3 separate regions of the Homo sapiens genome follow, and regions 2 and 3 are each linked to region 1. A link is a loop called in an ENCODE intact Hi-C map of the cell type or tissue named here. Cell type or tissue: mammary epithelial cell. All regions are shown on one strand.

Region 1 (2,500 bases):
GAATAGTTTACACATAGCCAGTGGTACCTGTGAGCCACCACCTACTGTAAGACTGAGTTTGCTCCTCCCAGACGGCAAAACTCTAATTGCAGAGATATTGTGCACCCAAGGGGATATTATATGAGCAGATTAGCTCCTTAGGACCTCAAGTCTTGCCATTTCTAAATAGGAATTTGACTTTACCAATGGATAACCCAAGGGCCCATTAATAAAAGCTTTTTTCTTTTTAACTAAGACAAGGGTGTCCTCCTTCTCTATCAAAACTGGAAATTATGTATCAAGTCTCAGCCATGACCTCAGTACACAAATCACACAGTCACACTGAAAATATTACCTTTTTTTCCTTTAAACAAACTAAAAATGTCTAAAGGGGATACATTTAGGCATTTTCTCGCTTGTACAGAATCTAGAATCCTACATTGTAGCAGACCTTGACTTAACTCTTACATGCATAGTGTGTTCAGTTTCATTTTATTATTTGGGACCTCTTTCTAAATGATGATGATTATAACTGAGAATTATTTTATTATAATATTTTGTGGAAGTCCCTAAATATCCAATACTGTTGGGTTTGAAACCATAAATTGACAATTTTAAGATACATTAAAGTTGGCTCTAATGGTTAGTGGAATTTTAAGAACACACACACAACTCTGAACTCATGTGAATGCAACTTTGATACTGATGAACATTTCCAGCCTCTTCCTGGAAGAGGTGAGCTGGAGAATGAAAGGACCCAGACAGCAGAGGGACCTGCAAGAGGGGAAATGAAGGTGTGGTTTCGGTGCCTGGCTTCAAAGGCTGGCGGCAATCATGAACCTAACCCATGTCTTTCCAGCTAGACCAAATTTCTGTAAAGACAGAAAAACCCCAAACAGCCAAATTCAAATTTCCCCTACATAACTTTTTATTTAATAATGTCTCAGTTTCCAACTATCATCATCTAATCTTTGTGATCACACTGATGAACCAAGCACAGTCAGAGTGAGGGAATGGCTGGTCTAGAACAGCTCAGGCATCCCAGCATGGGGCCTGTTTTCATTCTTTTCACTAAAGTGTCAGCTCCTTGATGCACTTGTGTTTATTCATCCCATTACAATTAAGAACCAAAATGAATAGAGAAAAGATTTCTTTCCTTCTAATAAATCATTCAGTAGATAGAACTGAATACACTCCAATATTGATAGCTGGTTGCATATTTGAGCTCTGCTGTGTAAAATCAGATAGTTCACATTTTCACAGTTCTCAGATTCCCTTGGTAACAGATCTCCTTCCGTGTGTGCCCAGCCAAGGGCACAGGCCCAGAAACTTCTCTGTTGTCTCACATACACACTGCCTCAGAAACACACAGTCCACCTACTGGCAGTGATAAAGACTGTTCAGATGGGGAAAGAGGTGTTAATAGAGATAATAAAATCACTATAGAAATTTTCTAGATAGATTCAGATTTGAGACTTTGACTTAAAGGATCTGTCAGCCTTAGGCTAAGTTTATGACTATCACAAATACAGATTATGAGCTCAATTCCCCTTGAAGCAAAATAGTTCCTTTTGAAATCCAGATTAACTAATTACTCAGTAGTGCTAATTTGCTTTGAGAGTCTTTATAGAGTTTTTGTGAAGCTCCTCTGTGTTCAAATACCTGCAGTGAAGACAAGCTCACTAACTCACAAGGTAGCCCATCTCAAAATTTTGACAACTGACAATTGTAGAGTTAAAAAGCTCCTCCTGGGCTGGGTGTGGTGGCTCATGCCTGTAATCCTAGCACTTTGGGAGGCTGAGGTGGCTGGATTACTTGAAGTCAGGAGTTCGAGACCAGCCTGGGCAACATGGCGAACCCCCATCTCTACAAAAGACACAAAAATTAGCCAGGCATGGTGGCACATGCTTGTAGTCCCAGCCAGTCCGGAGGTTGAGGTGGGAGGATCACTTGAGCCTGGGAGGTCAATGTTGCAGTGAGCTGAGATTATGTTGAAAAAAAAAAAAAAAAAAAAAGCTCCTCCTTATAAATTGATCTCCTATAGCCTTTACTGATTTGCTCTTAGACCTTCTCTCTGGAGAGACACAAACCTAATTCCTCTACTAGACAGCTAATCTCTTTATGTGATTCTCTTCAAAGAAATTATAGTGACTCAGTCTACAATTCTATCAAGGATATAAGTCCAATACCTTTCCCCTCCTTCTTTCAGTGGCAGAGCAGGCTTTCATGAGTCCACTTAATATGCTAAAAGAAGGGGAAATGCTCCTCCTTGCCTGCAGGCCCCAGTGCTATAGCCCAATTTAAGACCCCAGTTTGGTAGGCTGCCCTAGATAGTCAAGAATGGCTGAGAGTCTGGCAAGGGGCAGTGCTGAACAGGCAGGCTCCCTGGGATTTTCCTACAGAGATTCACTTTAGTCTGGGTCAGAGGTCATTGGTTCTCCATTTTGTGTGTGTGTGTGTTAGAATCTGGAGAGTTTTCCACAGTGCCTGAACCTGAGAGTTTGATTTAGTAGAAATGAGG
Region 2 (2,500 bases), 46 kb before region 1:
TATTCCTTCTCTGGGATATTGATCCTGGGACACCAGCCCTCCCTTCTTCATCATTCTGTAATGACCCACCAGTACTCTTGGCAGTTAGCTGGAGGAATCTTTTGGGATGTTTCCTCATGCCTCTTCCACTTAGCTCAGGCTGTTCCCTATGAGGAAATGCTGTTCCCTGCTGCCTCCATCTGTTACTTGATTACGCAGCCTCCAGATCAGCCCGGACACTTCCTTCTCAGCAAAACCTCCTTTTGCCCCCTCTCCAGCTGCCTGGTAAAGTTAACTCTTGGCCCTTTGTCCTAAGGGCTATGTCTTTATCCATTTTTCTTTTCTTTTTGAGATAGAGTCTTACTCTGTCACCCAGGCTGGAGTGCAGTGGTACAATGATCATAGCTCACTATAATCTCAAACTCCTGGGCTCAAGCAATCCTCCCATCTCAGCTTCCCCAGCAATCGGGACTACAGGCATGTGCCACATGCCTGGCTAATTATTTTAGAGACAGGGTCTCGCTCTGTTGCCCAGGCTGGTCTCAAACTCCTAGTCTCAAGCGATCCTCTTGCCTTGGCCTTCCAAGGGCTGGGGGTTATAGGCATGAGCCACTGTGCCTGGCCCATCTTTCTATTATCAGAGTCTAATTCAATCCTGACCTGAGGGCAGTCACTCAACCCACGCATGTTCACGGGAAGGTGGGCTCCCATCGAAAAGCCCCAGTTTCCAGGTTAAAAGGGCAAGCCCAGCTTTGCTCTGGTCACTCAGTGGATGGCATGGGAGCCCCTGATAGTGAAGCTGAGAACTCTGGCTTCAGCCACTTGCAAGGGACTCCACCTCTCTGAGCCTCAGTTCCTCAATCAGTAAAAAAAGGAAAGGAATGCATGGTAAACCTCAAAGCGATGAGAAAATGCTTGTGAGTCTTTTCAGAGCTCCGGCCTTGTGACAGTGGCTCTCCTGAGGCTGTGGCCACTGCTGTCAGGCTGGGACCAGACCTGGGGTGTCTCCATTCAGGGCTCTGTCATCCAAACACCGCAGGGTCTGACCGGGTGTGCTCATGTCCCTGGTCTGTAACCCTTTCTGGGGTAATGAGTTCCATAAGTTTATCTTTGCTGGGTACTGTAAATTCCTGTTTACCAAGGGACCCACAGAAATAAACAGAATACTCGGATGACCAGAATTTTCCATCTCAGCATGTTCGAGGATAGCCCGAGTCACAGCTCTCACCGGCAACCTTGCAGAGCCCTGAGGGCATCCTGTAAAGCTGGGATGCGCCTCACCATTAGGTGGGGTCAGTTACAGAATCGCAGATCACGGCAGCCAGGAGGACCTCAGAGAAACCTTGGGAGTTTCTAACCAGGCTCTGAGGATCTCTGTGGGGCTGGCAGGTGACTCAGAGCCACTTTGGGAAGGGTTTTTTTTTTATTGTTCTTTGGGACAGAGAATTGCTCTGTCACCCAGGCTGGAGTGCAGTGCCACAATCTCAGCAAACTCTGCCTCCTGGGCTCAGACAATCCTCCCACCTGAGCCTCCGGAGTAGCTGGGACTATAGACACACACACTGCACTCTGCTAATTTTTGTATTTACTTTTTGTATAGATGGAGTCTCACCATGCTACCCATGGCTGGTCTCGAACTCTTGGACTCAAGTGATCCACCTGCCTTGGCCTCCCAAAGTGCTGGGATTACAGGCATGAGCCACCACTCCTGGCCTTGGGATGGGGTTTTACATATGGGATATTACATGAGATTTTCCTTTAAGAAGTAGGGACTTCTTCTGCTAAAACCAAAATAAAAACACCCGGAAAGCTTGGAAACTGCCAACATAGTTCAAATCTTCATCGCTCTACGAAAGAAACCCCACAAAGACAGCCCCACAAAGGGCGGTGGGCTTCCTGCCAGCCCATGCTATGGCTCCCACTTAATCAGAATATTCAGTTAACAGGAACGCCCTCCGCCTGACCATTTCCCCGTGGGACTTCCCTTGTTTCCCCTAAAGCGTCCTCCTTCTGGCTTTGAAGACAGAGACCAGGTCGGGTATCTGGGGTTTCATGAACGAGGCTGTGGTCACCCTCATTATCCAGGTCATTTCCTCCTACAGGGGAGGCTCCTGCCCACACGTCCTGCCCCTCGTCCTTCCGGTGGACACTGTGGGCCTCTCTCTGGGTTAGAGACCTGTGCACGGAGGAGCCGGACAGCGGGCTGCTTCCCAGGGGTGCATTCAGGGGACTCGAGGGCTGCAGAGTCAGGCAGCCCCAGCTGACCAGGGCTGGTTCACGGATACCCCTGAGCCGATGTGTCTGCCTCAGTCCTCAGTCCCTTAGTACATGTGTGGTGAATCCCTACTATGTGGGGATCCAGAGTTGAACAAGAGCCAACTGGCCCTCCAAGAGCCCAGCGTCCAGTGGGAAGACGGACATGGAGACCCTAGACACGGTGCTATTTAGGGGAGCACAGAGGTGCTGGAATATAATAAAAGATGGGGTGTGAATGGGATGGGTGGGGGAAGGATGAAGGGAG
Region 3 (2,500 bases), 63 kb after region 1:
GGGTGTAATTGCTCTGCCAAGCAAACAATGCTCATTCTTCCTGCCTGCCCATGTTTCTCAATCAACTCTAGCTTTTTAATGCTCTGAGTGATCTTTTGTTTTTTTAAATTGTAACAAGAGTAGGTTGTTTTAGTAGTTGATAATTTTATTTACACTTTATTATTTGATCCCTGAAGCAACTAATAAAAGAGTTATAGTTATAATTGTTTTACAGAAGATGCTAATCCTTAATTAACTTCAGTCTGACTCTGGCTTATCTAGGAAAGTATATTTACAGCAGGCACTATTCTTAACACCTCATATAACACTTTTCAGACTAATGTGTTGCCTAATAAAGATGAACCATTGAACTGCTCATCAGTGGTTTCTATGAATCATACTAAATATAGTCACATAGGCCAAAGCAGCAGCAACATATGCAGCCTCTCCTTCTCCCTCCACATTCCAACCCATTGGCAAGACTTTTCAGGTCTATCTCTAAAGCAAATTGCAAGTCCATCTGATGCTCATTCTCTGTTCTGCAGCCAAAAGTAGTTTTTGAAAATACAAATCAGACCATGTCACTCATTTTCTTAAAAACCCCCATTAGCTTCTCACCACCCTTAAAATAAAATCCAAAAGTTATCTTGATTTGCAAGGCCCTACCCATCTGTCCCCTGTCTGCCTCTCTAACCTTATCTCTGGCCACTTTCCCTTGCACTCAGCTAAGCTCCAGGCTCATGGCACCTTTTCTATGCTCAAACACCCAAGATTCCTTCCTGTCTTAGGGCCTTTGCACAGCTATATTCTGGAACATGTGGTCTCCGGTTAATGATAATAATAATATTCAGGCACTGCCCTAAATATTTCACAAGTTCATCTCCTTGTGTAGCCAACACTCTGAAGTAGACATTAGTCTCATTATTGATGTAGCTAGTAAGTGGTAGAACTGCGATTTGACGCCAATGCCTGTGATGTTAACTGTGGTGTTATTTGGCCTGTCACATGCCATTGCCCTTCACAGACTTGCATGGGCTGACTCCTTCTGGTTATTCATCTCAGCTCAAACAGTAGCCTCTCAGGGATGCCTCCTAGGAACTGCCCAATCTAACACAGCCATCCAATCCCTCCTTCTTCATTCTCCACTTCAGCACTCTCTAGTACATCACCTGTTTAAAAAATTTTCTTCATAGCACTATGTCTATCTGAAATTGTTTGTACTAATTTTTATTTATTTATTTATTGTTTATCCTACCTCATAAGAACGTAGGCTTCTAGAGAGCAGGGATCTTGCCTATCCCATTCACCCCTGTGTTTTTATACCTTGAACAGTGCTAGGCACATAAAAGGAACCCAATTAATATTTGCTGAATGAATAAATATTTGGCCAAGGTAGAGTTCATGCTTACTTAGGATTTCATCCTACAACGATTTTTTTCTAAAATAAAGTATCTAAAAGTATATTGTGGCTAGAAATGGACACTACTTATAGTTAAGTTTATGAGGCAATCTATTAAAGGTGAGTGTTGGCCAAGTGCAGTGGCTCACACCTGTAATCCCAGCATTTTGGGAGGCTGAGGCAAGGGGATCCTTTGAGACCAGCCGGGGCAACATAACCCCACATTTGCAAAAATTTTAAAAAATAACTGGGCATTGTGGCGAACAACTGCAGTCCCAGCTACTTGGGAAGCTGAGGTTGGAGGATCGCTTGGGCCTAGAAGGTCAAGGCTGCCATGAGCCAAGATCACACCACTGAACTCCAGCCTGGGTGATGGAGGGAGAGCCTGTCTCTTAAAAAAATAAAAAATAAAGAGTATTGATCACCTCCAATGGTAAACAGGCACAAAGGAATAGATAGTGAAACCATAAGATTTATGCCTTCACCATATTCATATATAATAATTCTATATGGTCTTATATGCATTAAGCTGTGTAAATCTTATTTACATTTTGGCTTACATGTTTTACTAATACTTGCTACTCATTTTGTAGTGTGTTCCTATAGAAAAGCTACACTATCACTCTTCACTACTTTAGTACTTAGTTTACTTAGATGCTTAGTTACTTTCGTTGGTCATCTCTTTCATGAGATGGAGCAACCAGAACAAAACTTATAGCACAGAAGTACCATAACTTTGTAGAATGCTGAAAACTCAGTTGGCCTTCTGAACTAGGGACACACACTTGTTTGATTTAAGCCAGAGGTTCTCAATTGTTATACCATGACATACTCTTCACAAGAGTGCTGCAAATTTTAATCCAACTGTCTAGTGTATTTTTGCTTCAGGCATATATAAACATTGTTATTGTTTGTGCAATTTTGTTTAGGAAAGGATATACTTCCAGGCATATAACTCAAGAAACATGGCACAATATGAGATGAATGCCAAAGACGATGTTTATGTTAGAATGTTGTTTTTGAGTACATAAGAGAATGAGATCAGGGAGCTAAATAGTTTTATCAGTGACTTGATGCTAAATAGCAATCATAAAATAATGTAACTTGTGGATGCTTTTTAGG

The links. Hi-C counts contacts between places; a loop is a spot of excess contacts. Peaks named below come from ENCODE experiments on the same cell type or tissue, not always from the same donor. Only the 100,000 strongest peaks of a DNase experiment are listed, where the experiment ranks them.
Region 2: a loop joins it to region 1, with 1.8 times the contacts of the local background. A loop is called at or near these places in 8 of 110 quality-filtered maps.
Region 3: a loop joins it to region 1, with 4 times the contacts of the local background. A loop is called at or near these places in 7 of 110 quality-filtered maps.

What each region holds. Positions count from the first base shown.
Region 1 is chr22:30,177,210-30,179,709 of GRCh38, reverse strand. It overlaps a transcript of HORMAD2 not described here. Among named protein-coding and RNA genes, the nearest start is that of LIF-AS1, 61 kb to the left of the region's middle. In mammary epithelial cell, a CTCF peak has its summit at 1,317; no DNase peak of the experiment used is centred here.
Region 2 is chr22:30,223,062-30,225,561 of GRCh38, reverse strand. No RefSeq gene overlaps it. Among named protein-coding and RNA genes, the nearest start is that of LIF-AS1, 15 kb to the left of the region's middle. RefSeq lists enhancers at 1,679-2,178, 2,179-2,500. In mammary epithelial cell, a CTCF peak has its summit at 1,276; a DNase peak (open chromatin) is centred at 1,261; H3K27ac peaks cover 1,716 bases.
Region 3 is chr22:30,114,415-30,116,914 of GRCh38, reverse strand. All of the region lies in intron 7 of HORMAD2 (HORMA domain containing 2), which reads right to left. Among named protein-coding and RNA genes, the nearest start is that of HORMAD2, 35 kb to the right of the region's middle. In mammary epithelial cell, a CTCF peak has its summit at 988; a DNase peak (open chromatin) is centred at 374; H3K27ac peaks cover 880 bases.